2 separate regions of the Mus musculus genome follow, and region 1 is linked to region 2. A link is a loop called in an ENCODE intact Hi-C map of the cell type or tissue named here. Cell type or tissue: left cerebral cortex. All regions are shown on one strand. Links, peaks and the distances in the headings refer to the core of each region. The heading gives the core; the rest is flanking DNA. Region 1 has its middle 12 kb from the start of Gpr65. Region 2 holds the start of Zc3h14 (zinc finger CCCH type containing 14).

Evidence for each region. A loop is a pair of places that touch in the nucleus more often than their neighbours do. Peaks named below come from ENCODE experiments on the same cell type or tissue, not always from the same donor. Only the 100,000 strongest peaks of a DNase experiment are listed, where the experiment ranks them.
Region 1: it touches region 2 in a loop (2.8-fold over the local background); 3 of 42 quality-filtered maps call a loop at or near these places.

What each region holds. Positions count from the first base shown.
Region 1 is chr12:98,279,186-98,282,101 of GRCm38, reverse strand. No RefSeq gene overlaps it. Among named protein-coding and RNA genes, the nearest start is that of Gpr65, 12 kb to the right of the region's middle. In left cerebral cortex, for the core only: a CTCF peak has its summit at 1,400 (motif pointing left); a DNase peak (open chromatin) is centred at 1,384.
Region 2 is chr12:98,745,599-98,748,514 of GRCm38, reverse strand. It overlaps Zc3h14 (zinc finger CCCH type containing 14), which reads right to left and starts at 1,547. Exons shown (of 17, transcript NM_029334.2): 1 at 1,357-1,547; 2 at 993-1,035. The coding sequence starts at 1,392. In left cerebral cortex, for the core only: CTCF peaks have their summits at 1,684 and 2,228 (motif pointing left); DNase peaks (open chromatin) are centred at 897, 1,610, 2,221 and 2,736; H3K4me3 peaks cover 1,210 bases; H3K27ac peaks cover 1,034 bases.

The DNA of each region.
Region 1 (2,916 bases), core at 322-2,821, 470 kb after region 2:
AAGTCTTGGAGACAGGATCAGAAATTTTAGGATGATTCTGAAATGAATTCTTTTAGAAGGATATTTATAGGCTCAGTCAAATATCCAAGAACTTTAAAATACTAAGATCTGGAAATATTTTCATGGCATGGTAAAGTTAGAAAAATGTCTTGGTTTTGGATTTTTGAAATAGCTCACATTTCCCAATTAATGAGGTGTATATTTTTATTTGAAAGCTGGAATTGAACAACATGGAGGCCGTAGTTCATTCATCTATTTCTAGTGTACATGAAGTTTGTTAGTGTGTGTGTGTGTGTGTGTGTATGTGTGTAAGAGATATTTGTGTGGTGTCTGTAAGAGTATGTGTCTGAGCATGAGTGCAAAGAAGCCAGAAGACACTGGGGATCCTCGTCTCTCACTTTCTGCTTTATCCCTTCAAAGCATGGTCTCCCTGCATCTGGAGCCTGTGTGTTTCAGTCTCAGTGGTCCACTTATTTCCAACCTTGCTGCAACATCAGCATTCCAAGCACACATGAAACCACACCTGACATATTACATGGGTGCAAGGATTCAAACTCAGGTCTTTTGAGTTGTACAGCAAAGGCTGTTAATTTCCTTGCCATCTCTACAGCCCCTGGTTTGCTTCTTGAACACCGAATTGAAACATCATTTGAGGAACTGTAACCTACTTTGAACGTGTAAATAGCCATTGGTGTTTTGTGAAAGGCGTCTGAAAATTATAAGCAGAAGAAAAACAGGTCGCAGGCTATTATATGTTTAATTATACGCAAAAGCTGCTAAATTAGAACATGATGACATTACTGTTCTTTGTCGGAGGACGGATTTAAGCGTTTCAAAATAACAGATGCCAGTTTGTGTGAGCTGTGATCTAACAATAATTAAAAATTTAAAACTGCAAATATACTGAATTGCATCTTGAGCTCAGCACAGTCATTTCATAATAGCAGGTTCACATGCAAACTGCCTACAACAGTTTAATCTTATAAATACACACATTCAAAGTTGGCTAGCCCTATAATCTTAGATTTATTCACTTTATGTGTAATGAGTGTTTTTTTTTTCCTGCGTGTATGTGTGCCTGATGCCCTTGGAGATCGTATGATTCTCTGGAAGTGGAGTTACGGATACTTGGGAGCTCCTATGTGAATACCTGGAAACCAAACCCAGGTCCTCTGCAAGAGCAACAAGTGCCCGTAACCACTGAGCCAGCTCAAAGTCTGTAACCCAGCTTCTCAGAGAGAAGGACGGAATATGGGTGTGTTTTCTCTTTTATTTTTAGGTTACAGGAGGTGTTTGCTGTTTGCTTGGATTAAAAAAAAATACATCTTAGGTCACTTTGTGAGCTGTGGTGAACACATACCTGCAAAATTCTGTGCTAGAACGTGATTGCCCCCTCGTGGTCACAATAGGGACTAGCCCTGCTCATCACCAAATGAGAGAAAAGAACAATCTTTACTTCACTCAGTATCTGACCTGCTTTTGTGGTTTCTAATTCTTAAGATCGCATGCACTCAGCTAATGCAACTAATACATAGTTTATCTCAATGTGGCCCATCTTCAATATATTAGGAGGACCAAAAAACAAAAAATAAAGTAAAATGAAGAAAAGAAAAAAGTATGGTGTTTAATTGTTTTCCCCGTCTTTTACTTGAATTGAATTGGGTTTATGCTAGGAATAAATAATACTTTAAAAATACAGCTTGTATTTTGTATTCATGAAACATCGATTTCCTCTTTCCAAGGTGTCTGCCTAGGAAATTTATATAAACAACTAACTTAGGACTACATTTTCTAGAATTGTACAAGGAAAAATAAGGATAGATGCTTTTTAAAAAAACAACTCCTCATCTGTGGGAGGGGAAAACTAGGAGGAGGGGTGAGAGGAGAGGCTACCATCAGGATGTATTATATTAGAGAAGAGTAAATATAATAAAGGAGAAAATTAGAATGTGGTAAATGTACTTATCAAATAGAGTCTCATATCTTGAGGGGGTGAAAATGTCTGTGGCTGAAAGCATTCTAATGTATACAATATATTTATTTTACTATTCTGAATAGAAAATAAAATATTGGGGGTGGGTGGGAAATAAAATAAACACACCCTTATCAGCAACTTTCAGGGAGAAAGAATAGAAAGACGGACTAGGGAAGGAAAAGATTTGAAATGTTTCCCTCAGCTGCTGATTGATAAATGACCAAATGAACCCAAATGGTGCATTACTTCGGATGTTATTTTAATTTTCTTTTATTTTTGTGAGAGAGAGCAAGTTTGTTGGCTGTGTCTATGCATTTGTATTCAGCAGTGGCTCTCTTTTTCAAGAATTCTTTTTATTTCATAAAGGGTTCCCAGCATAGATAAATCTACTTATCACAAAGCCTTCTTGGGTCAGCATCCATTGCTACAGTAACAACTGTTACCATAGCAACTGGGAATGGGTTTAGGTAGGAGACAACAGGGCCCAGTACATGGATAAGAGAATGGTGAAACTGGGATTTGAAAATCAGGCCCTCAGAATCATAGAATTGATAAAGATAAAGAGATCCCTATGTGCTCTGTATCATGGATTCCAGTTTGAAATCAAACTCACCTAACTAAAAATAAATAAATCAGGTAAACAAAATCAACAGAGGTAACTGGTAAGTAGCGATTTAATCATTACTCTAAAGAATAGGCACCAGCGTCCGTGGAAGCCTTCTGTTAGCTTGGTGGTTGAGAGAAGGAGAAGAAACGCATCAGTTTGTACAAAAAAATTTGCTACAGATGTTGTTCGGGAGATGAAATATAATTTGGACAACACAAGGAGTTAATTATTTATATATCTTTCCACTCATGAAAATTCCCTAAATAAGGCAGGGAAGTAGAGGCAAAAATCAAACAACGACCTGCATATAGTCTTTTCTCTGCCTATCTAAAAA
Region 2 (2,916 bases), core at 329-2,828:
GCTATTCTGGAACTTACTCTGTAGACAGTAGGCTGGCCTTGAACTCACAGACACTCCTGCCTCTGCCTCTGCCTCTGCCTCTGCCTCTGGAGAGCTGGGACTAAAAGCATGGGCCACCACCTCCCAATTGAGAAGCCAGTTTTAAAAACCATTTTTTTTTTATCTGTCTCATTGATAACATTCTAGATGGAACTTTTTTTTTTAAACTACAATTATTTGACCAAGAGTTCTAGTAAAAGCTGGTGTGACCTTTTAAACTCACTGCTTTCGTATAATCCAAGTGTAGACATAGTGTAATGTCAAGCCTTCTAACCATTATGAAAACAAATTTGACTCCAGGGGTCAGTAAGGGTCTCAGACCCTGAGTTACTATTTTAAGGTACCCATGATTTACAACTAAAGCCACCATCAGTGGGGTCAGACAGGCTTCCTCCCCCAGGCCTGTTCAAGTACCTGAAGCCTTTGTTTCTATTTGTACAACTGGGATATTATCATTTACATTTTAATGGCTAAACAATGCCTAGCTCAGAGTAAACACTCATTCTGAAAAAACAAACAAACAAACAAACAAAAACAAAAAAAATCTAATACATAAAACTTACTGAACCAGCTCTGTGGCAAATGCCAGAAGCCTGAAGCATATAATGTTCATATCCAAAATGAGAGATCTCAAATTAAAGGTCATGATGAGAAAGTAACAACAGGAAAAACAGAACAAAATTCGAACAAACATGGGTGCTTAAAAACACGACAGCTTCAGCCGAAGGTTAGAAAAGCTAGACTATTTCAAAATAACATCTTAGACAGGAGATGGGGGTGGGGGAAGGGACCTCGGGGTGCTGCTATAGATGGCTCGATGGAACGAGGGGAGAGGAAAACCAGGGCTCTCAAGGCAGACCACCCGAAGAGCTCTGGGGCAGAGTCACTCACACATCCAGGCAGCTACAAGCCCTACAGTAGTATATGGAGGCGAAGGATGAGAATCGACTTACCTACGTAAGCTCCTAATTCTTGTAATTTCCCCTTAATGGCACTCTGAGGGAGAGAGAGAGAAAAAAAAAAAAAAAAACAGCAAAGGTGCCTGTGAAAACCGCGACAGTGAAAGAGCCGCCCCGCGCAACCGGGGGGTGGGGGAGGGGACGCCGCCCCCCGCGCGGCGCTTCCCGCAGCCGCCGCCGCCGCTGCCGCCCAGGTGCCTCTCACGGGCCCGCTGGAGTCCCCAGAGCCGACCGCCGCGCCTGCGCTCCGTCTGAGGCGGCCGGCGCGGAGGAGACGCTGCAGGCCGGGCCCACCCGCCCCGTTACTCCTGGCAACCGCCTGCCCGCCATGCCCAGCGCCCGCCGACGCGGGCCTCACCCGGATCTTGCGGCTGATCTCGGTGCCGATTTCCATGGCTCGGCGGCGGGCGGCCGGCTCGGCACTGCGCGGCGCCTCGGTTACCTGGAGCCCGCCGCGGGCTGCCACCCTGCAGCCTGGGCCCCCTACGCCGCTGCCGCTGCCGCTGCCGCCGCTGCCGCCGCCGCTCCGCCTCCGCCGTGCGCGTCCCCGCCCCTGCTGGCGCCCCCGTGCAAGTGGGAGCCAACGCGCATGCGTCTGAGCACACACGCATGCGCGCAATCGCGCGCGCGTGTGTGTCCCGGGCAGGGGGGCGGGGTCCGGAACCTGTGCTCTGGCGACCACTGCTGGTGGCTCATAGGACGATGGCCTACGGGGTTACCTGGTTTCACCTTCCTCTTTCTAGGCTTCGGGGGAGCCTTTCCTTTTCCTTTTCATGCTTTCTCATTTGCGAATTTTAGTCTACAGGTAATCAGGATGAAAGTATGTATAGCTCAAACATTATGAGCCCTGATCCGAGTTCAAATCTAACCCCAAGTATCACTATGGGATTGAGATATATATTATCAAATGACAAAAAGGAGATTATTTTCTAGAAGATGTACTATTATTACACTTGATGAGGTAGAGGGACGATATTCAGAACCCATGACCTTACTTTAATTCTATAGGGATGTTTTGTTTTGTTTTGTTTTGTTTTTTGAGACAGGGTTTCTCTGTGTAGCCCTGGCTGTTCTGGAACTTGCTCTGAAACCCATGCTGGCCTTGAACCCAGTGATCCACCTGCCCCTGCCTCCTGAGGGCTGCCAGCTGCAGGTAGCAAGACTGGCAAGTGTCACCCTCTAGTGTTACAACACCCTGCAGTGTTGACCAGTGTGACTGGGAAGTTGGGGCCCTCTAGTGTTAAGAGTTGGTGCGCAGGGCTCCGTTATTGGGTGTCAGCCCTGAATGTATTAGAGCTCCTTGGGCCTAGAAATTGGGTTTGCTAATCTCAGTCTCAGCTGGGATTGCAGTTTCCTGAAGGTCCTAGGTACTGGGATTTCTCAGGCCATGGTGGTAGCCAGCGATACAGCTCTCAGTCAGATGCCTGGCACACTTGGCCCTGAAGACCTGACAGTTCTCACAAATTCTTGTGACCGGGGCCTGCAGGTTCCCTTCATTGCTTTTTACGTCATTGCTTTTAATGCTTAGGCTCTGAGCCTCCTGTTCCCCCTCTCAGCTTCTTACCTTATCCTGGCCACTCTTGAACAGCTCCCTCCCTCTTCTATCTCCTGCCTCTCTTTGGGTCCACACAGCTGAAAGTGGGTCAGAAAAGAGAGCTTGAGAGAAGCCTCTTGTTAAGCCTGCTGTTGTAACCATAGGGTAAGCTGCTCCCGAGAGTGCCCCTCCCGGCCTGAACAGTCTGCTTCTATAGCTCAAAATGGGATGTTTGGATTAATCACAGCTATTTGTTTTGGCCGAGCCTAGCCATATGTTGGACTAATCAGAGCTTTGCCTCTTAGCACCAATTACAGCTATCTGTCTGGTCTGCTAGACCACAAGGAGAAGAGCTTGCCCTCTGGCCTAGGAAGAGATAATTGC